Linked DNA regions of Mus musculus: region 2 is linked to region 1. The links are chromatin loops, found by intact Hi-C in ENCODE. Cell type or tissue: left cerebral cortex. All regions are shown on one strand. Each heading gives the region's core, and the rest is flanking DNA. Links, peaks and the distances in the headings are about the cores only. Region 1 holds the start of Sh3bgrl3 (SH3 domain binding glutamic acid-rich protein-like 3). Region 2 has its middle 18 kb from the start of Lin28a.

Region 1 (11,566 bases), core at 1,916-9,915:
TGTTGTGTTTTGTTGGTGCGGCCGCTCCAGGCCTGGCTCTGAAGCCGTGGTGAAGGCCGCCGAGCCTTCCACGTCGGGGTTCCTGGGCCACCGAGCCTTCTACACTTCTCTTGCTTTTGCCTTCCGGTGTGGGACAGACCTTTAGTTCTTCCTGCCAGGGGAGGAAATGTCCTCCTTTTCTAGGAGCTTTTCCTCCTCCGAGCTCCCTCTTGTCTCAGGGACTAGCCTGACTGTCCCTGGGTCCTCTGCTACCTGCTTTGGCTTCTTGCTGGTTTGTGTCTGGGCATCCGTCCGTCACTTCCTACAGCTGCCAGTGGGTAGGTGAGCGGGGCAGCCATGGCTGGGGGAAGAGGGTTGAAATGGACTAGATCCAGAACTTTTGCCTTAGGAAGGAGTCAGTTTCTCCATGAAGGGGGCCAGCAGAGGGGAGCCTGGAATTGGGGTGATGTGCAGCTGAAACCCCCCAGCCTCTCACCAGGATACAAGTATCACATTGGCTGCTGTGTCATGTGCTCTGGCCTCAGCACAGAGCAGGTTTTGGGCCTGGGTGAAGAGAACATTCGAGGCTTGGTGCTTGTCTCTTTCCTGTCTTTCCTCAAATTCCCACCCTTCCTCCACATCGCCCGCCTGTCTCTTACTAGATCCCTACCCCCACCCTAGCCTCCGGCCCAAGCCCCTGCCCTGGTGCTTCTCACATTCCTAGGTCAAGAGGCCATATTGGCAGCCCTGCTTGATTTGCCCTGGCCTAGTCCTGGGTAGGCGAGCTTCCCCCCCAAACTCACTTTTATCCTGACATTGCCCCTCCAGCAGATCCCCACAGACACTGGGGCTGCTGCCGTAGCTGTGCCAGTGTCTCATGGGAAGAGCAGTGCTGGAACAAGGGGTTTAAAGGCTCAGGCTACATGTTCTAGGGGGCAGCCAGCAGGCTCTGAACTCACTGTCTCGTCCCCTGGTGACACCCAGGAGCATGCAGTACAGTGCTTGGCACAAGGAAGGCTATGGCACCTGGGGAACTGGGACAATCAGTCCCCCAGAACAGCCCCAAGCTGGACTGCAGAGGTCAGGGTGAGAGCTGCAGGCATCAGGACAAACCTGTCCAGGTTGAGGGTGTGCTCGGGAACTACCCAGAGGCTCAGAGCACATGCGAGCAGGGAAGTGGCTGGGGTAGGCCTGGCTCGCAGAGTTGTGGTAACAATGGCTGTTTTCTGATGCGAGAGGCTGAGAGGTGGACCATCTCCAATCCAGCCCCAAAGTAGCCAGTCATCCTTCCAACAAGCCTGCAGGGGGCGCCGCTCATCCTGTGCCTGCTGTGGGCTGTGCAGAACACACAGGGCCTCTGGGTATCTACCATTGCTGTTTGGCACCCTGACTTCTCTAGGGATGAGCCCGAGGGGAGGGGACTCCGGGAGGGCGCTGGCAGGACTTTCTGAGCCTAGCAGAACCACACTGCTCCTCCAGGGGTGGACAGTTGGGTCAGCACATGCTTCTGGGGGTACCCCTGCCCCCCAAGCCAGGCTAGGGTTCAGTGCTCTAACTGGTGTTTAAAAAGTGCCCAGAGTAGTTGGAAGGCAAATGATCATACCCAAAATGGCGAGAATGTGTGACCAGGGCCAGGAGCAAAAGAACCAGGCAGGAGTGCATGGGGTAGCCTGAGGCCAAGTAAGTTGGGACAGACAACAGCAGCCACCCTCTGAGCTTCGGGGCTGCTCTTGTCCACCTTTTACATAAGAGGAAGTTACGACTCGGAAGCTTAGAAGCTTGTCCCAGCCTACAGAGCTCACAAGCAGCAGCCCTGGCTGTGTGGCCTTGCAGGGCCAAGAAAGAGTCAAGGAGAGAGGTCAGGCCAGCACTTGGGAGGGGGAGGAAGGAAAGTCAAGAGTTCAAGGTTCATCCTCACAGTGTGGGCTACCTGTCTTAAAACAAAAACTCCTAAAGTGACACGAAGTCTCAGAGGTCTTCCCTCACACTGTGACCCTTCCTAGAAAGGGGTCCTAAGTAGCTGTTTCCCAAGTGCCACCACTGGGCAGCTGCTACCTACATAGAGCTGAGTGAGTCACGTAGGTCCTGTAGGGCTCACATGACCTGGAGCATGGTACCTCACAAGGCCTCCAAGGGCCATTAAGTCAGGTCCACTGACATGATCTTGAGGCCAGGTCAGGGTTCTTTTTTTTTTTTTTTTTTTTTTTTTTTTCTGAGACAGGGTTTCTCTGTATAGCCTTGGCTGTTCTGGAACTCACTCTGTAGACCAGGCTGGCCTCTGCCTCCCAAGTGCTGGGATCAAAGGCGTGTGCCACCACGCCCAGCTCAGGTCAGGGTTCTTAACCTGCTCATGCCACAAAAGGGACATGTCTCTCCGTTAGCTTGAGCCAACACAAGGCTGGCTTCTTGGCCTATACTGTCTTGTGTGGAAGCTCCTGCTACAGGCTACAGTTTTCTCCAAATGAAGGTTTCTTTTGAACCTTGGCTGTTTGGCGAGTGCTCTCTGACTTATCTCTGCCCTGGGCTGGCCATAGCAGGCTCAACCTGCCCTACTTCCTGAATGTTTCTCCATGGAGCTGTGCTGCCTCCGCAGGTGCCCAGTCTCTCCCGCCTGTCCATTGACCCAGTGGCAGCCCAGCCCACTCTACCTACTCTGTCCTCTCCTGGCCAGGGCTAGATGTCCTTTTCAAGGCAGAAAGCAGACCAGTTCCCACTTCACTAAATGTCCTGTCTCTCTGCTGTCTTCCTCCACATCTCTTTTCTATCTAAATGCTCTGCCACATGGGTCCATAGCCCCTGTCCTCCAGGCCAGTATTCTGAGGCAAACTTTTGCCATCAGTATTTCTTAGTACCATCCCAGGGACTCCATCTGTCCCCTTGCCTCATTACCCACCCTGTGGCTCTCCCTAAGCCTTGGAGCGCTGAGGTTGCCTGTTTTAGATAGCAGGCTTAGACCTCACTCTCCTTAGTTGTGGGAAGAGGTACGGGGCCAGTTCCTGAAGTCATTGTAAAGAAAACTCATGTCAGTATCATTGTGGGGCAGGAGGTGCAATACAGCGGACTGTTGGTGGTCACACAACAGGGAAGCCCAGTGGCAGGAGGAGCAGGCATAGCCTTTCAGAGAGTAGCCAGTGCCGGGGAGAAGGGAGGGCTGAGGGAGGGCCTACAGCTCAGCAGCTGCAGAGACAGCAGGAAACAGCCCCTCCACCTGTACTTCCACTTGGGGGCGAGCAGTTAGATCCCCAGTGCCCTGACCTACATCCTGCCACAAAATAGCTCTCAGCAAGCTCACAGTCATGTCTGCTGAATGCTTGTCCTCTTTTGTTGTTGTTGTTTTAAGATTTATTTATTTTATGTATGTGAGTACAGATGGTTGCGAGCCTTCATGTGGTTGTTGGGAATTGAATTTTAGGACCTCTGCTCACTCCAGTCAACCCTGCTCCCTCCGGTTGGCCCCACTTGCTCAGTCTCTGCTTGCTCTGGCTCAAAGATTTACTTATTATTATACATAATTATAAATTACTATACATAAGTACACTGTAGTACTACAGTAGTCTTCAGCTACCCCAGAAGAGGGCATCAGGTCCCATTACAGATGGTTGTGAGCCACCATGTGGTTGCTGGGATTTCAACTCAGGACCTCCGGGAGAGCAGTCAGTGCTCTTAATCGCTGAGCCACCTCTCCAGCCCTGGGGCATTTAACAGAAGCTGGCCAGCAACCCCTCTGCCTGCCATCCTTTTATGGCACCTTCCTGAGTGTCCTGGTTTCTCCCTCTCCGCCCCTAGAACTGTGCAGGGCCACGTGTGCAGCAGTTTCCAGAGGAGTCCAGAACCTTGGCAGATGCTCAAGAGTCTGTAACCATCTGGTCAGCAGCTGCCCCCACATCCTAAGAGCCATCTGTCCCCACCCTTCCCCTCCCTCCCTGATGATGCGTCTGGGTTCTACTTTCTCCAGCCTGCCAGGTGGCCTGGGGTGTGTCACCTTTCCTTTTTCTAATGCTGTTTCCTCATGAATCAAGTAGAGGTTAAACAGCCCCTGCCTCCCAGCCTTGGGGTTGGCCTGAGGAACATTTGTACAAGGTAGAGCTGATGAACTTGGAACAGTTCAGGCTGTTCCAAGTTAGCCCTCATGCGGCCACTTCCTTGGCGCCTTAGAGCCACCCAGAACATTGTGGTAAGGCCAGCCAGGAAGAAGTGCAGGAGCTGGGATTTGAACCGTGAAAGCTTTGATCCAGAGCTGGGAGCTTTGCCAGCCCAGTGCCCAACACTCTCTGGCCTCAGTTCCCATCTCTGAAAATGTGAAGGAATATGAATAACCCTTACAATGTAGGATCGGTCATAAGCAGAAGAAATGGGATGATGGATAGTAAGCCCCTGACCCAAAGCAAGTGTCCCGCTAGGTGTGGTGACACACATGTAATACTAGCACTTGGGAGGTGGAGGTAGCATCAGGAGTTCAAGGTAAATAAAAAGTTTAAAGTAAGCTGGGCGTGGTGGCGCATGCCTTTAATCCCGGCACTCGGGAGGCAGAGGCAGGTGGATTTCTGAGTTCGAGGCAAGCCTGGTCTACAAAATGAGTTCCAGGACAGCCAGGGCTACACAGAGAAACCCTGTCTGGAAACAAAACAAAAAACAAAACAAAACCAAAAAAAAAAAAAAACCCAAAAAAACAAAGTTCAAAGTAAGTATCCAATAGCTGCCATTGTTAGCTAGTGTGGTGAAACCTCTGCTCAATGTGGGAGGGCCCAGAGCTGCCAGGGCACACAGCAGCCACAGAGGCTCATGGGCATCTATCCCTTTTGCCAGGGGATTCTTTTGTGCCCCCCGAGGTGGACTTTGACAAACTGATGGCCAGTCTACAGGATCTGAGTGAGCTGGTGGAGGGAGAGGCCCAGGTGACTCCGGTGCCTGGTGGGGCTCGGTTCCGTACCCTAGAGCCCATCCCGCTGAAGGTCTACCGGAATGGCATTATGATGTTTGATGGGCCCTTCCGGCCCTTCTACGATCCCTCCACGCAGGTAGGATGGAGCTCTGGGTCCATGCCTACTCACACTCACGCCTGCTTAGACATGGTGGGGTGCCACTGCGAGAGCGTGCCCTCCACAGAAAACACAGGTCCCACCCCTCCAATCTCAGAGCTCCCAGTATTTCCAGAATATGATGTTTATGGCTTGCCAACTAAACAGGTAGCAGGCTTGGCATGGCATGGCATGACATAGATGGCTGCAGAGGCCTCACCTGTTCACTCCCCTGCAGCGCTGCCTCCGGGACATACTGGATGGCTTCTTTCCCTCAGAGCTGCAGAGGCTGTATCCTGATGGAGTCCCCTTTAAGGTAAGCAGCAGTTCTCAACCCACCCTTTCCCTGTGCAGTGTTGGAGAGAGTGGGGTTAATAGTTTCCTCAGGGAAATAGCCTTCCTAAGAGGGAGCCATCCACGCAAGGGACCCACCCATCCAGGATGCCCTGCAGGAGGGGGAGCTGGGACCGCAGTGAGGAGGCCACGAGGCTCCCCCAAGCTGAGCAGCTGACAGTGCCCTCTGCTGGCATCTTGAAGGTACTACATTGCCAATGGGACCACCATTCTGCCCACCCTTCCCAGCATTCAGGGCACCTTAACAGCGCAACTGCCAAGGGATCTGTAATGCGCAGTGGGCCTAGTTTCCCCTACAAGCTTCTGAAGCCACGTGGTTCGGGTAGAAGGCAGGGCATGAGTTGCAAACGCCGAGAAGAGGCAGAGTTGGCTGGGCTGCAGGGACAGGAGATGAGCCCATCTGTCGCCAGGGCTGAGTGGGATGAAGGTTGTCCTCGTGGGGAGCAGGAAGCAGCAGGCTCCAGAGGCGGGTTATCTCCACAGCGAGGGTGTGTGCTGTCATGATGCACAAGATAGCGTGAGTCATGACTGGGGGTTTTTGAGGTGGCTGTGAAGAAAGCCTTGAGACTATGCCTTGACCGAGCAGCTGTGGTGACCTGCAGGGATGGAGTGGGAACTGCAGACCAGACCGGAGCAGCAGCTCTGCCCTCTCCTGACATTCAGACCCCCAGTGGAGTGGGGAGGGGGTCTTCAGTACTATGCCTTCAGCTAGTATGAGTAAGAAGGGTGCTTGCATAAATAGGGCCTGAGTGTGAACTGGGGTGCTCTTAGATCATCCCTTGGGTTCTTGAGACCTCTGGGCAAGCAGGAATGGGGGTGAGGTTTCAGGGCTGAAGAGTTGGGCTCCCCACTTCTGTGGCCCTTTTTCCCTGTCAGGTAAGTGACCTGCGAAATCAGATCTACCCAGAGGATGGTCTGGGCCAATTCCCAGGTGAGGGTCGTGTGGTGGGCCGGCAGAAAATGCGCAAGGTCACAGACAGGGTGGAGGAGACTTCAGGTAAGCGGGACCCCAAGGTTGGCTGGGGGGCTGTGCAGAGCAAGCTCCAGGTGGCCTCTCCCAGCACTTACAGTTCCTCCTGGGCCAAGGCTCCCAATGCCCTCCCTGCAGGCTCCAGGATGACTGCTGAACAATTCCTGAACAGGCTTCCCAAGTGTATAATCCGACAAGGCGAGGTGATTGACATCCGGGGCCCCATCAGGGACACCTTGCAGGTGAGGCCAGCCCTAATTACCCAGCAGCCTTCTGCAGGGGACTTTTATCATCAGCCCTGGCTCAGCCTACAGTCTCTTGCCAGAGGCAAGGAGACCCTCAGAACTAAATCATGTCTCTGTGGAGCTGGTGAGGACTCTGTACCCCGCCACCCACAGGACAACTTGGTTGGTGGCTACAACTGAGGGGGTGAGCCTGTGGACCTAAGGCCCAGGTCCCGCGTGTTCTGGAAGAGCTTGGCCCAGGTGCGCCTGGCTAATGTCCCGCAAGCCTTTCAGATGCAGTTGTCTTCTGTCTTCACTCCCATTTTCCCTTCCCAAGTCTCCCCACCAAAAAGTGGGTGTCAAGCCGCATGCCTCCTGACATCCGTCTCCTTTGCCCTTTGCTGCCTTGTCCAGTTTGGCCACCCCTTGAGGTCCTCCCTGCAGCGCACTGCCCATACCTAGGCTCCAGTATCTCACAGATGCCCTTTCTGGGCCGGCCTTCCTGCTTCATTTCTTCCCGTACCAGCCATGTGCCCCAACAGCTTTCTCTGTTGGCATTGTCTGGGGATTCTTGGAGAAAACCAAGGTCACTGTCCTGGCATTGAAGACCCATTTTGTGACACTACCCTCTCTATCTGACTTTTCCTTCCTGTCCGCCTGATTTGCTTCCTTGCTTCAAGAGCTGTCAACGGCTGGCAGTTTCCCAACTAGACCCCTCCTTTCATATTCCTGTGGGTCAGGGTGATCATACCGTAGGGAATGTCCTCAATTCTGTTCCCTTTCAGATGACTGCAGGCTAGGTTAGGGCCCCAAGCCTGGCCACCATCTGGGCGGGCTTGTTTCCCACGCTGGACTTGGAGAATGACAATGTCACCGTCCAGAGCCTCCTTTCCTTTTCTTTTCTTCTTGGGCCTCAGCTGACACAGAACACCTCAGCTCTTTAGCTCACTGGTCCCATCTATCCCTGCTCAGAGATGAGCCAGTCCTCCCTGAGGGCGGAGGGAATGATTTAGGTGAGACCTAGGCTCCAGCCACTCTCCATGGCTGCCTTCCAGAACTGCTGCCCAATGCCTGCCCGGATCCAGGAGATCATAGTGGAGACACCTGCCTTGGCTTCTGAGCGGCAGAGGTGAGGGCGAGGCAGAGAGATGGGAGCAGGGCGGAGAGGAAAGGACCAGGGAGCTGGGGAGCGCTGAAGGCCTCTGGATCTGCAGGAGCCAGGAGTCACCTGACATGCCAATGCCTCTGCTCTCCATGCTTCGCATCAAGTCCGAGAACGGAGAGCAGGCCTTCCTGCTGATGATGTGGCCTGAGGATACCATTGGCGACGTGCGGAAACTCTTAGCACAGGCCAGGTGGGTATAGGGCAGGACTAGGGCTGCAGGGAGTTCCTGGCTCCACGGCCTGGCCTGATGTACTCTGCTGGCCATCCAGGGACATGGATTCAGCTGCCTTTGAGATCTTGAGCACCTTCCCGCCCACGGTCTACCAGGACGATACAGTGACTCTGCAGGCCGCAGGCCTGGTTCCCAATGCAACGCTGCTGTTGCGGACCCGCAGAGCCCTGCTGTCGAACCCCATCTCCCGCCCAGGCTCACTGCCCTGAATAAAGTGCCGCCCCTGACATAAGCTTCACAAGGCTCTCCAGAGAGGGGTTAGGCCTGTAACTGTAGGGAGGGGGTGGTAGAGATGCTCAGGCCTATAACTGGAGCCCCAGCCGGCATAGCCACTGACTCTTTGTCCCCTGGGTTCCTGTTCTCCAAGTTGTACTAAGTGAATCCAGTGGAGGGAGTGGCCAGCCCTAGCTGGGCTGACATTCTCTGTCTCAGCTGGGTCAGGGGAGCCTCAATGGGGGCGAGGCCTCTGAAGACAACCAGATGCATGTAGATCCACAAGCTCACATGGATACTTTCTCCAGAGTGTGCACAAAACCAGTGCCACAACTACCCCCATGGACCCAATCTAATACTGCTGCAGCTGTACACGCCCCCATCACCCCCCTACACTGAATCAGTCAGCTCCAACACGGGAGGCAGCCCGGGGGCAGCCACCCTCAGGCAGGCAGGCAGGCAGACAGCAGAACCTACATGGGAAACAGGGTGACTCAGCCATCATGGTCATGTGCTGCCAGCCAGCCATGTGTTCCACACACATACACACATGCACACGCACACGCAGCGGCAGCCCTGGGACAGTCCAAACACCACCAGAACTATCTGCCTCTGCCAGGCAGGGACCCGGACACCACAAGCAGTCAGCACCAGAGGAATGGACATTTAATTGTCTCTAGGGCACTCCTAGGATGGGGATGCGGGGCCTTTGGCAGAGCTCTGGCTGATGGAAGCAACAGAAATGCTCATCAGACAGGGCCAGGCAGAGAGGATGCCCCAAGGTGTGGCTGGGGACAGCCATCGTCAGGGCTTAAGACAATCTTTTGAGACTAGTTGGTGAATAAGGAATGTTGCCTCTGGAGGAAGAGGAGGCGGCTGCGGAAAGGGTCTGGGTCTGGGTTTGCAGATTAGGACGACAAGGAGTTGGTTACAAGGCCTGGTGAAGAGCTAGCTGGATAGGATCGGTGGCCATCCTGACTCAGGCCAGCTTCAGGAACTCCTGCAGTGTGTCCTGCTCCACGGCCTCCACGAAGAGTTCATAGTCCTGAGGAAGGGAGGCAGTCACCTGAGTCGAGGTGCAGGGCACCCCAGTTGTTTGCCCAGGTCTGACCCTGGCTGCAGTCCTCCAACACCTCCCAGAACCCAAACCCCATACCCCACAGTAGTGGTTCCCGTTGACAATCTGAGGTGGGGTAGCTTTGGGGTTGCCAGCCAAGGTTCGCATCTCATCTCGAAGGGCGTTGTCCTGGGAGATGTCCACTAGCTGGTATTGGATCCTCTTCCCATCTAGGATGCGGGTCACCTCACTCTGCTGGGACTTGATCTAGGGGCGGAGGATTGACAGGGTTGGCAGGCAAGCTGAAGGATTTGTGGGAGGAATTCCTTCGGGTGTGAGCAACAGCTTCTATCCTGCCCACTCTGAGGGGAGGTTCTGGCCACTAAGGGATGGGAAGGGTCCAAGGATAGACAGGTAAACTACTAGAGTTTCAGAAAGAAGACGGGCAAGTTCTGTGCATGACAGGGAAGCTAGACTCGGCGAGGGGCAGGCCCTCTCTACAAGACACATCTCCTCCTCCACAGCCGCACAGTGGAGAGGAAGCGGGATTAAAGCGGTCGGGGGTTGGTGCAAGAGAATGGATGGCCCTATACTGGGGGAATGAGCGTGGGCAGCTCACGCTGGGGATGCCGAGGGGCCCTTGGTGCGGGGGTTCAGGCTGGGCCCAGCCCTTGGACCAGACCTGGGAGGCCATACCCCGCACCTCACTGCTTCCATCGTGGGGGCGGCTCCCGGGCGCTGGTCGGAGCACAGAGACGGCCCACCCTCTCCGGGCGCCGGCCCAGGCACACACTTACTTCTCGGGAGCCGGTGACCGACGTGCTGTAGACGCGCAGGCCACTCATGCTGCAGGCGGGGGACACAGACCAACTGAGGGACGGTGGGAGCGGCAGCTGCACGGCTAGGAACTACGCTGCCGCCGCCGCGCTTGGGAGCGGTTTCCTTCCTGCTCCGCCCGCGAGTCACTGCTCTCGGGACCAATGAGCTGCGCAGGCGGGTAAGGCGGGGCCTGCATGACCCCGCCCTGCTCCGTGGCCTGGAGCCGGGAGGACCCCTGTCCTCTGCAGCTACTTGGCTCCCCCACTTCCCCCTCAGCCCCATGCTGGGGACCGGCTAAAAGGCAGAAAAAGCTGGGAAGGCAGGCGGACCGGTTCAGTTAAAAGCTTTCCCCAGTCTACCCGGGTTGTGTACATTCAGTGGCCAAAGCAGTGCCACCCAGGTCTCCCGGTCTCTTAATAGCACAGCTCAGTATGGAACTTTGGAAGGCGGGTCAGTTCGCAAGCTTAGACAGCAAGGGCCGGGGGGAAAGCTGTGGTGGGGCGCTGGAGGGCGGGGAGGGCCAGTGCAGCCAGGACATTTTCTCTAAAGCACCTCTCCACTCAAACAGGCTCAGACAAGAAAGGGGTGGTGGCTGTAAGCGAGGGGGTGGGGGAGCGGCTCACACCCTTCAGGAGCCAGGGGGAGGAAGTAGGCTGCGGGACAGCGAGCGTGCTAGTGTGCGGAGTCAAAGGCTGGTGCCCCGACTTAACCTGGCTTGCACTGGCCCTTGGCACAGCTATTTTTGGGGTGATCCCAACTTAACTCTACCTTTACATTGCAAATGACACCCCACATCTTTGAACTTTAAGAATTCAGCTAATGAGATGGAAGAGAGTCCAGCACCCATTCCAACTGTGGATCAAGCTCTGTCAGGTTCACTATAGGCCCCAAGAGTAGACCTGGGGCTACATAAATAATGGCGCAGGAACAACACAATTCTGCTGCCTGCTGAGGCAAACTGCCTGTCTGCTTCTGGGGAAGTCATTTCCTCAAAGCCACAGAAACCCAGAAGCTGCTGACCTCTGAGAGGTGTGCAACTTTGTAGTGACAACTGGCGGCGGTTGCTCTCTGCAACACAGGAGTGTGGGCAGAGACTAATCTGTCGCCACCCAGAGCAGAAGTGGGAAGACTGAGCCTCCACACTGGATCTGCCTAAACTCACTTCAAAAGAGTCACAGGCAGGCTGGCAGGGGACGCTGGGAGGCACTAGGAAACCGGAGTGTTTGTTAAATGTTTTATTCTGTAATCAAAATAGGCAATACAAACCAGTCGACTTAACAAAGAGTCATATAAATAACTTTATAAACTTTACGAAGAAAAATACCCGTGAGCATGGAGGCTGGGCTCCCGATAACAGGGTGGAAACCAACCAGGAAGCTCTGTTTTAAGGAGGCAGCAGCCCGGAGGCTGAGGGGATGGTCAGCTGGGTGTGATTACTCTGAAAGGTAAGCCACTCCATAAGAAAACATAAACTTGTTAAAACACTGGCAAAGCGGCCCCTCAGGCCCTGGAGGTCCATGGTGCTGTTAACAGCC
Region 2 (11,566 bases), core at 1,213-9,212, 89 kb before region 1:
TGAGCCACCATGTGGTTCCTGGGAAATGAACTCAGGACATCTGGAAGAACAGTCGATGTTCTTAACTACTGAGCCATCTCTTCAGCCCCCTGGAACTCCATCTTTAGACCAGGCCTCGAACTCAGAGATCTGCCTGTCTCTTTCTACCAAGTGCTGGTATTAAAGGCAGGCACCACTAATATAGTTTTGAAAGCCAGGGAGAGCAGAGCCTTACAGAAACAGTGAGATAAGGGTTTAGAACAGAGCAGGGTATTTGAGGAGCAGTCAGAACATTTGGCTCACCTGGTGTTATGAGACAAGACATTTCCTGGGGAGCCACAACACATGTAAGTCATCCCAGAGTCAAGGCTATCAAATGTCACGTGTTTCGGGTCTTCTAAGGCTATGATAACACATCGTGACCAGAAGCCACTCAGGGAAGAAAGTGTTCATTTCAATTTATAAGTCTCAGGCCACACTCCATCCCTGAGGGAGGTCAGGGCAGGGACTTTAGGCAGGAGCCTGGAGGCAGGAACTGAAGCAGAGGCCATGGAGGGTCACTGCTGACTGGCTTGTTCCACGTGGCTTGCTCAGCCTGCTTTCTTATACAATACAGGACTGTCTTGCCTAGGGATGGCACTGACCATTAGGCTCTCCCACACAAATCATTAATCAAGAAGGTGCCCTAGAGGCCTGCCTCTTGTGAGCGCCTGACTCGCCAGCAAAGCAGACGCCACAACAGGATCCTTCTGCACACTTATTGGGAGAGCTTGATTGCAGAGGCGAAAAGACTCCAAGCTCAGAACTGGTGCTGCTTATATAGGCCTAGGAGAGGTATGTCTCACACCGGATTGGTTATGCATTCTATCTCATTTGCATATTCCTCATCTGATTGGTTATTCTCTCTCAGTACATCACTGAGCCTCATTATCATACCTCATTTGTATGTCTCTCCTCTGATTGGTTATTCTCTCTCAGTACCTTGCAGAGCCTCATTATCATGCCCGGGCCAGGCAGTGACTTGGTGAAAAACTTTACTGCATATGTACACATTGGTTGTTCACCCAGACTTATGTATGGTGGCCAGCAGTAGCCAGTGTCACCTTGTAATGCAATGGCGTATGTGGCTTCCCACACCTGCCTACAGGCCAACTTTCTCAATTGTGATTCCTCTTCCCAGGTGACTCTAGCTTGTGACAAGTTAACAAGAAAACAAAACAAAACAAAACAAAAAACCAAACTAGCCTACACATTTAGGCCTTTGCTTCTCTTCATCTTTTAACTGCAGGGTGTCTGTGGTTTCAGAAGGCTCACAGAGAAAACACAGGCATAGTGCTGCGACCCCACTCTCCCTCCAGCCTCTACCGAGAGTTGGTGGCACTGTGAGGTTCTGCACACAGATGTCCCCACCCATGTTCTGTCAGGAGGAGCGGGCTGGACTGGAGATGCTCACGGTCATGTTCCACAGGCCTTGGATATAAGGCCATCTGTGCTGCCCAAGTAGGTTTGGCTTGGCGACCACCGTCGTCTAGCAGACTTCTGGCAATGAGAAGGACAGTCGCTTCTTCCATGGAATTGAATCTGATCTCTGGAGACTTTACCCACTGGCATCCTTAGGATGAGTCCTCTGCCAAGACTTGGTGTTGGAGACCATGCTTTGAGTTCAATCCTGGTCCCCCCCAATTGTGTGGCTTCCGACAAGTTGTTTTTGTTTTAATAGTCTCAAAGCCGATCTCAATTGGCTCCCATCTCCATGATCCCTGACCGCCTTGTGAATGGCTGCATACTATCTTGTGCAATGGTTTTCCAACCACAAGGTGATTTCCCATTTATTGTCTAGATCTAGAAATCCCAGCTGCCAGAACAGGACGTGTGTGTGTGTAGTTAGGTCAGGTGAGGCAGGTCTCTACCCTGGTTCCATGCCTTATTTCCACCCTTCTACTTCCGTGACTTATCCATCCCTTCTAATAATAAGAGAATAAGTAATAATCTCTCGCTCCAGTACCCTTGGCTCTCTCTTCCTGGTATTTCCCTGTGATCCTGGCTCTACATAAAGAACCATTTCCTAGACTTTCAGTTTGTTGATCGCTGTTGTTATTGTTGTTGTATTTTATTTCTTTAGCAGGGCTTCATGAAGTCCAGGCTGGCTTTAGTTTTCGATGTAGCCAAAGATGGCCTTGGACTTCTGATTGTCTTGCCTCAGCCTTCCAACAGACACACACCATGCTCAGCTTCACTATTCCTTTATTGTTGTTTCTCTCTCTCCCTCCCCCTCCATCTTTGCCCCAACTCCCCACCCCTGCCACCTCTCTCCTTTCCTCTTTGCCTGGCTAACCTGTAACTCAGAATATTGGACAGGCTGCCCTTAAACTCAGATAGGCACCTGCCTCTGCCTCCCAAGTGCTGGGATTAAATGTAAGTACCAGTACTTCCAGCCTTTTTGTAAGAAACTAGATTTATGTATTATATTCTAGGTATGTGAGTGTTTTACGTTTGTGAGTGTATGTGTATGCCTCGTACCCATGCAGGTCAGTTCTAGGTCTCCTGGGAACTGGAGGCTGATTGTGAGCTACCAGGTGGGTGCTGGGAACTGAACCCAGATCTGACCCTCTGTAAGAGCAACAAATGCTCCTGGTACCGGCTCTCCAGCCCGTCTCTTTTATTTACGTTTGAGACAGAGTCTCACTCTGTAGCCCAGATTGTCCTTGACACTGGGGCACTCACTCCTCCTGATTCAGAATTCTTTCTAAAAAATTCATTTTATTAGCTCGTCATTATTTTTCTTTTCTTTTTTCTTCTTCCCTCCTTCCTTTCTTTTCTTTCTTTTTTTTTCTTTTTTTTTTTTTTTTTTTTTTTTTGGTTTTTCGAGACAGGGTTTCTCTGTACAGCCCTGGCTGTCCTGGAACTCACTCTGTAGACCAGGCTGGTCTCAAACTCAGAAATCCACCTGCCTCTGCCTCCCGAGTGCTGGGATTAAAGGCGTGCACCACCACACCCGGGTATTTTCTTTTTTTTTTTTTTTTTTTTAAGGAGTTATTTATTTTATGTGCCCTGGTGTTTTGCCTGCATATATGTTTGAAGGTGCCCGATCCTCTAGAATTGGAGCTACAGACAGTTGTAAGCTGCCATGTGGGTGCTGGGAATTGAACTCAGCCCCTCTGGAAGAGCAGCCAGTGCTCTTAACCACTGAACCATCTCTGCAGCCCTCTTATCATCATCATTAGCGTACGTGGGACATAAGGACATGCATGTGAAGTCAGAGGACAACCTTGTGATGCCACCTCTGCAGACTGAACTTGGGTTGGGAGGCTCTGCGCAGTGTAGCACCTTTGCCAGCTGAGTCTTCTCTCTTTAATTCTGCTTCCTCCTCGCAAGTGTGGGGACGACAGGCATGAGCCACCACACCTGCCCACCATTCATATTTTAGGCTCCGACAAAGCTGTTACTTCATCTGTTCAGGGACCGCTTTATCTCACCCCTCACCTTTGCCCAGGGTTCTTTCAGTTCTGTGCGCTTCTAGGACAGGATACTTGCCTGACTCCATTCTAGTTGCCTACTTTTCTTTCCCAGTGACTATTAGAATATACTCAAGAAGGTAGGGTCTGTGTTTGTATTGCATATGAAGATCCAGCCCAAGACTTGCTGTAATTCCTTGTTATCTATTTGCCGAGTGGAGAAATGTATGGTTCGTCTAAGTTCCCACAGTTAGTGATGGCCACAATTAGGATCTACATTTTTACTTTCAAGAATTCCCTTTGCCGTCTCCTAACCTAACCTACTTTATTACCTCACCCCTCTCAGCCTTCCTTAGAATCAGATGTGTGCTGAAGGGGATGGCTCAGCGGGTAAAGGTGCTTGCTGCTAAGCTTAATGACCTGAGTTCGATCCCTAGGATCCACATGATGGAGTTGTCTAACTCTTTCACGTTGTTCTCTGATCTCCACATGTATTTTAGGAAGTGGGTATACACACACACACACACACACACACACACACACACACACACATACCACACACACACACAGAGCAAATAAATAAGTAAATGTAATGATGATAATAAAATCAGATCAGATCTTAGAGTTCTGGGGTTTAGTCCTTTCTTCTTATGGATGAGAGCACCAAGATCCTAAAGGTTTGGTGGCTCGGTGGCTCACTGAAAGCCGCAGAGCAGATTGTACTCAGACTCTGCAATCTCCCCTGAGTATGGGTTTGGAGCCTTCTCCATCATCAGTGCCTTTGCAAGTGTGAAGTACGTTCATTATCTCCCTGAATTCTAGGAAACCAGAAATCATGGATTTCCAGGGCTTTGTCCTGTGGGTGAGGTGGCTGTAAATTAATCCCTGGAAGCCCAGCTTTTTGCTCCCTAGACACCTCAAAGTCCAGATACCCAAAGTCTATTGTGAGACACGACATCAGTTTATCATGAGACACGCCATCAGGGCAGGATTGAGGAAGAAGTGTATAAGAACATGGAGAGTCCAGGACTCAGATGTGACAATCAGCCTGCGGCCCATCCCCAGTGTCCTGGGGTCCCTTCCACCTCCCACAGTGGCAACATGCTCCTGGCCCTGCAGCTGACCTATTGGGCCAGAGATCAATAAGCTGGACTTTGGCATCAGCCCCCTTTAGCTCACCAGCAACAACAAAGTGCTCAGAAGAACTAGCAGGACTCGGGGTGGTTAAGTGACCATCGCTTTTCCACAATTCTGTCTGATTGGGGGTATAGTGGGGTGGGGGTGGGGGTAGGGGTGAGACCCACATGGAGTGACACTGTGGCCTCTTCTACCATCCTTCCTGCTGGGGAAGCGAGGACCTCTATCTCCCCTTGACCCTGCTCTGGCTCCTCTTCAGAGCCCCTCCCCTCTAGATGCACTTGGAGTGCATAAACCAGGGTATTGGGATAAACTGACTCTTCAGGCAAAACCAGTATCTGGCAACTCCGAGTTCACCTTTGTCTAAATATCTCAGCACAGGAGACTCTTCATTCATTATCCTCCCTTCCCCCCAAACCAACGCACCTTTAGTCCCTATTCTGCCAGAAGGCTCTTATTTCAGGAAAAAAAAAAAAAACCCAAAAACAAACAAAAACACTCTACGCCCCCAACCAACTTCACATACTGCTGCCCCTTGTATCTCCCCCACCCCCCACCCCAGTGCCTCAGCCAATCACTCTGATTGATTGATTAGGGAGGAGGGAGAGAGAGGATCGATGGAAGAATCTGGTCCTATTCTAATTCAAAGCTAAAGGTCCAGAAGGGAGGGATACTAATTGTGGGTAGAATTGGACAGTGGTCGCTGGAGCTTGGGCCAAAGCAGTCTGCAGAGTGGGGGAGGGTGGGGATAAAAGCCAAACAATTGGAAGTCAGGACTAGATAGATACCGAGGTTGGGAGGAGAGTGATCCTAGAGTTGATCAAGGAGAACCGGCCTAAATCCTGAGGTGAGGGTTCCCAAGACGACGCCTCCCAGCTCAGTGACGCTGTTCTGGGCTGTTGGCATTCGATGTCCAGCAGGGGGCGCTCGCTCCCCACACGGCTCTTTTCCTTAGCCACCAGTTCTTTTGTTCATTCATTCCTTTGAAAAGGTCTGCGTGCCACTGTGTGCCAGGCACTGGGTACCAGATCCAGTGCGCGGACTGGAAAAATACGAGCGTGAAAAAGACACACAAAGTTCCAGACCTCGTGGCACAGGCAGGGTAGGATGACAGCGAATGGATAAGTATAGCTATTTAATGTTGGGGACAAGAAACCACACAAAACTCCTGAGAAATAGATTTTTAAACTGAGACTTAAGAGAGGCCTAACTCTTTTTTTTTTTTTTTTTTTTAAAGATTTATTTATTTATTATAAGTACACTGTAGCTGTCTTCAGACACTCCAGAAGAGGGCGCCAGATCTCATTACGGATGGTTGTGAGCCACCATGTGGTTGCTGGGATTTGAACTCTGGACCTTCGGAAGAGCAGTCGGGTGCTCTTACCCACTGAGCCATCTCACCAGCCCCGAGGCCTAACTCTTGACCAGGTAGAAAGTGATGAGGAGGAAGAAGAAGGAGAAGGAGAAGAAGGAAGAAGAAGAAGAAGAAGAAGGAAGAAGAAGAAGAAGAAGAAGAAGAAGAAGAAGAAGAAGAAGAAGAAGAAGAAGAAGAAGAAGAAGAAGAAGAAGAAGAAGAAGAAGAAGAAGAAGTGCTTATGTGGTGTGTGGTGGGAGGAGGTTTGGGACACCTATGTGGGGGTCGAAGGTGAGGCAAAGGAGAGTAGGGAGATGGGGGTGAGTGGGCAAAGCCTGGTAAGACCAATTCCGCTGAGGGCCAGAGCCCTTTCTGTTGCAGAATCCATCTAGCTGGAGCTCCAGGTCCCTCAACATTCCACCATCCAATTTTCTTGGCAGTTTCTCCCACTCCGCTGATCCCGGAGGCTTTTCTTGAGTAACCAAGCACCACAAATCTACTCCTCAGAAATGAACAGATCAGAGGTGTTCTCAACGCCGGCTTTTGCTCTCTCCTTCCTGGGAGGAAATGCCGGGATGACATTTTAATTACTACTGGAAATTTAACATGTAGATAGATAGCCAGGAGCTAACCAGTTGGAAAACGGCAGAGCAATGAGCCAACCTACAATATTATTAGTGTAATATTTGATGGTGCTCTCTCTCTCTCTCTCTCTCTCTATATATATATATATATATATATATATATATATATATTTTAATATTTGTGACTTTTTCAGCTTTTTGAAATTTAAGACTTGTACACATTCACTTGAGACACATGTCTATGATCTTGAATTCTTTTCCTTTTCTGTCTCAAAGGACTAACAGTTTATCAAGTGTTCTGCAAGAGGACAGCAGGCTGGGCAAGAACTAGAATACCACACCCCACACTCTGTGTGTGTGTGTGTGTGTGTGTGTGTGTGTGTGTGTGTATTGTGCCCATCTGTGTGTCTGTGAGAAAGCAGAGAAACACATGGGTGCCTCCCTCTGTCACATTTTGCCTTACTCCTGAGAGACAGAGTCTGTCTCTGAGCCCGAAGTTTGCTAGGCAGGATGATCAGGGAGGTGACAAGCGTACATGCCCAGCTCCTGTGTGGGTTCTGGGGATTAAACTCACTCCTCATGGGGCTTGGCAAGTGCTCTTCCACTGGGCTGTCTCCCAGATCCTCTCTCCTGTCTCATTGGAGTTGGCATGGTCTCACACACTGGGGTGGGCAGGGCCTCTCAGTGTAGCCCATACTAACCATGAACTTCTCCCATCTCTGCTAGGCAAGCACCTGGTCCATGAGCTACACCCCAGGAGAGGTTCCTCTCTCTCTCTCTCTCTCTCTCTCTCTCTCTCTGTGTGTGTGTGTGTGTGTGTGTGTGTGTATGTGCACAGTAACTCTGTAGGACTCAAGCTGCTGTCTATCGGTCCCAGTCAGCTTTAGCTGTCAACTTGACACAGCCTACAGTCACCTGAGAAGGGAGCCTCAGTTGAGGGACTGCCCAGATCAGATTGGCCAGTGGATATGCCTATAGGGAATTGTCTTGCTCAAGCTAACTGATGTAGAAGAGCCCAGAGCACTCCAGGTGGCAATGTTCTCTAAGCAGGTGACTCTGGACGTACAAGAAACCCAGCTAAATGTGAAGCTGCGAGCGAGCCAGCAGCACTCCTTGCCTGTCTGCTTCACGTTCCTGTCTTGGGTTTCTGTCCTGACTTCCCTCGGTGATGGCCCTATATGTATTTCTCACAACCTACTTCAACAAGGGTTCATCCTCCCCTCGAGCCCACCACCCACCAGAGAGAGTGGGAAAGAAAGGTGATTAGGACACAGGGGAAGTGGACATGGTTAGAAATCGTTCTTTGGGGCGATTCCAATCTGCGTTGTTCTCAGTGCAGCCCCACTAGCTGACACCACACACGAAGCAGCAGCAGCAGCAGCAGCAGCAGCAGTTTGATCCAGAAGAAACCCAGAGACGTGCCAATCATCCAACGTCCCTCAGAAGCAGCAAGAAGCTGCAGGAGTCTCACAAGAAGTTATTTGGTGAGTTTCTTTCTATGAAGTTACAACAATTGAAGCTCAACAATGGAAAATGAACCAATACATGCATGTCAACAGCAAAGACTTGTGAGTTGGAGCAAGGTGAGCCAAAGCTTGAGCTCCCACTGTCTGCGGGGTCATATTTATATTCTTTCTAATATCAGGTGTCCTTTCACATGCCTGCTTTAGCAAAACATCCTTTCATCTGTGTTTGCTTCAGCAAAATGTTCTTCCACCTGTCTGCCCCAGCAAAACAACATTAGAACCTGAGTCTTCAAAGAAACTAGACATTTCCCCTTTATGGCCCCTTCTGACCTCTGCAGGCACCAATCTCGAATGTGATACACACATATGCATGTTGGCATAACACTTATAGATGTAACGTAAGTTTAAAGTAAATATTTGTTTTTCTTCAAAGTATATGGGTGTTTTGCCCACACGTATGTCTCTGCACTATGTGCACAGGGTGCCCGAGGAGGCTGGAAGAGGATGTTGGATCTCCTGGAACTGGGATTACAGATGGTTGTGAGCCACTTATATTGGGGACTGGGAATTGATCTCATATCTTCTGTAAGAGCAACCAGGATTGGGTATCCTTCAATTGGATTTGTCTGATGTTTCTTCATAATCAGATTCAAATTACTTTTTCTTGGCAGGAATATCATCAAAGTGATGTGTGTTTCTTCATACACACCAAAAGGTACATGATGCCACTTTGCCGAATTTGGGGGGGGGTTGAATTTGGGTCACATGGTTGGGGTGGTGTTTGCCAGCTTTCTCCAGGACAAGCCACTATTACCTCTTTGTAATTAAGTATCTTATAGGGACAGTCATTGACATTATATAAATATCCAATTTTTACTAAACTTTCAACAAGTAGAGTGGTTTGGTTTGGTTTGGTTTGGTTTTTTAATACAGACCTGGCTGTCCTGGAACTCGATCTGTAGATCAAGCTAACCTTGAACTCACGGAGAACCACCTGTCTCTGCCTCCTGAGTGCTGGGATTAAAGGTGTGCGCCACCACTCTGACTGGTTTTTCTTTTGTTTTAGTGGTTTATTCCTGTGTGTGTGTGTGTGACTGTTTTAGTGGTTTACTCCTGTGTGTGTGACTGAGTGCCTGTGCTTCTGTACATACACAGAGGCAGGAAGACAGTGTTGGATTGCTCAGAGCGGGTGTCACAGGCAGTAATGGCACACCTACCTTGCTAGGTGTGTGGTGGGGTCTGAGTGAATGCTGTCTCTCTCCCGTAATTGTGTAGTCTCTTAACTGCTGGGCCATCTCTCTAGACCACTGTCTCAGTTATCTTTTGTACTGCTGGGATAAAGCACTGTGACCGAACACAATTTGGGAAGGGAAAGGTTTCTTAGGGTTATTGCTCTGAGCATACTCCATCACTGGGGAGGTCAGGACAGGAGATTGAGGCAGGAACCTGGAGGTAGAGGACATGGGGGAATGCTGCTTACTGATTTGCTCCTGTGGCTTGCTCAGCCTGCTTTTTTGGTTGGTTGGTTTGTTTTGTCTTGTTTTTTGTTTGACTCAGGACCACCTGCCCAGGGGTGGGGGTGGGGGTGGGGGTGAGGGGAGTGGCCTGTCCTCATATGTCAACTACCAAGCCAGAAAACTCTCCTAAGCCAGGTGCTGGCACTTCACACCTGTATTCTCAGCACTCGGATGTTTGTGAGTTCAAGGCCAGCCTGGGCTACAGAGTCAGTTCCAGAACAGCCAAGGCTACACAGACAGATACTGCCTCAAAAAAACAAAATAAAAATAAATAAATAAAATAAAAATAAATAAAAGAAAGAAAAAACCTGCTCCCCGACTTGCCTACAGCCAGTCTTTTAGAGGCATCTTCTCAATAGAAATTCCCTCTTTCCAGATGGCCTTAGCCTATGTCAATTTGACAAAAAAAAAAAACCAAAAAACAAAAACACCAACTCGATCTTTTATTATTAACCATGGCACGCGGGGAAGGAACCCAGGGCTTTCTACATACTGAGCACACACTGACCAACACCACTTCAATGACTTTAAAATGTTTACTTTCTTTCTTTCTTTTTTTTGTTTTGTTTTCTTGGTTTTTTTTTTTTTTTTGAGACAGAGTTTCTCTGTATAGCCCTGGCTGTCCTGGGACTCACTCTGTAGACCAGGCTGGCCTCCAACTCAGAAATCTGCCTGCCTCTGCCTCCCAAGTGCTGGGATTAAAGGGGTGTGCCACCACTCCTGGCTTAAAATGTTTTCTAAAGATGGGTTTCATTTTATGCGTCTGGGTGTGTGCCTGGTGCCCACGGAGGTCCGAAGAGGGGGGTCATATCTCTGGGAACTGGAGTTGATGGTTTATGTCGCCAGAGGTGTTGGGAATCAAACCGGGGTCCTCTGGAAGAGCAGCCATCATTCTTAACCATTGAATCATGGCTTTGGTTCCAGGGACTGCTTTTTATGTTACAGAAAGGTGATTTCTTTCTTCCTCCTTCCCTCCCTCCTCCCCCTCCCCCACTCCTTGCTTCTCCCACTCCCACCCCCCAACTCTCTCTCTTTCTAGGTGTAACATCATGGAGTTACCCATGTTGCCCTCATATGCATGAATGAAGCTTGGTGACTTTCTAGGTACACTGTCCCTCTGTGTGTATCAAAAGAAGCAGTTTCTATTGCCCCACTGTAGCCATCACGAATCCCCTTTCTCTCTCTCTCTCTCTTTTTAAAAAATATTAATTTATTTCATGTACATGAATACACCAGAAGAGAGCATCAGATCCGTTTCAGATGGTTGTGAGCCACCATGTGGTGCTGGGATTTGAACTCAGGACCTCAGGAAGAGCAAGCAGTCAGTGCTCTTAACTGCTGAGCCATCTCTCCAGCCCCAATGAGGATTACCATTCCCCACTGCCAATCATCTGTTAACTGAGCCTTTCTTCATTCATTACTTTATTTTGCAGTATGAGGTATCTAACCCAACCCCTCACATGGCGCTAAACTCTACCACTGAGCACCACACCCAAACCACAGTCAAGTTATCTGAGGTTTAGACCCTCCCAGATCCAGGCAGAATGAGCCGCCTGCAAACTGGTCCTCATGTGACAGCTCTTCATCTCTCCTAGTGTTTAAATCACATCCTTGCTTCCTGTCACTTCGAGCGGTCCCAAGTCAGGACCTCTGATGATGTGAATGGGAACCCTGCACAGGGGAGGCAGACATCTCTGCAGCATCCTTCAGCCAACTCAGGCCTGTGAGCAGGAGAGGCTCTGAAGCCACTGCTGAGGGAATAGGGGAACAGCTGTGAGAAGTTAGCACACGCCTGGCACACAGCCAGCCAGTCAGGGACCTGCGTGCTCTTTTTCTTTTCTGGTGTGACCAGTCCTGTGAACCATTCATGTGTGGTCAGAGCCCAGCTGATTATCGGAAATGGGCTGTTAATGACTTAGCCAGAAGCATCTGCCCCTGGCAGAGGATGGAAACAGATGAAACTAAACCGGACCTGGCTATGCTGGGAAGGAAGCAGAGGGGAAGTCCAGGGGGAGCTGAACCTGGAAGCCAAGCAGCTCTGAGGGTGGGAGGGGGGCCTCGGGGAGGACACTCA

Evidence for each region. Hi-C counts contacts between places; a loop is a spot of excess contacts. Peaks named below come from ENCODE experiments on the same cell type or tissue, not always from the same donor. Only the 100,000 strongest peaks of a DNase experiment are listed, where the experiment ranks them.
Region 2: it touches region 1 in a loop (12-fold over the local background); 17 of 42 quality-filtered maps call a loop at or near these places.

What each region holds. Positions count from the first base shown.
Region 1 is chr4:134,118,607-134,130,172 of GRCm38, forward strand. It overlaps Ubxn11 (UBX domain protein 11), which reads left to right. Exons shown (of 15, transcript NM_026257.3): 9 at 4,786-4,997; 10 at 5,236-5,313; 11 at 6,228-6,348; 12 at 6,460-6,563; 13 at 7,601-7,674; 14 at 7,760-7,900; 15 at 7,980-8,174. The coding sequence ends at 8,151. It overlaps Sh3bgrl3 (SH3 domain binding glutamic acid-rich protein-like 3), which reads right to left and starts at 10,127. Exons shown (of 3, transcript NM_080559.2): 1 at 10,010-10,127; 2 at 9,312-9,479; 3 at 8,800-9,200. The coding sequence starts at 10,057. The coding sequence ends at 9,135. It overlaps Cep85 (centrosomal protein 85), which reads right to left. Exons shown (of 14, transcript NM_144527.3): 14 at 11,252-11,566. In left cerebral cortex, for the core only: a CTCF peak has its summit at 5,530 (motif pointing left); DNase peaks (open chromatin) are centred at 3,788, 5,760, 7,650, 8,117 and 3 more places; H3K4me3 peaks cover 1,234 bases; H3K27ac peaks cover 5,016 bases.
Region 2 is chr4:134,030,654-134,042,219 of GRCm38, forward strand. No RefSeq gene overlaps it. Among named protein-coding and RNA genes, the nearest start is that of Lin28a, 18 kb to the left of the region's middle. In left cerebral cortex, for the core only: a CTCF peak has its summit at 5,491 (motif pointing right); DNase peaks (open chromatin) are centred at 5,511 and 7,078.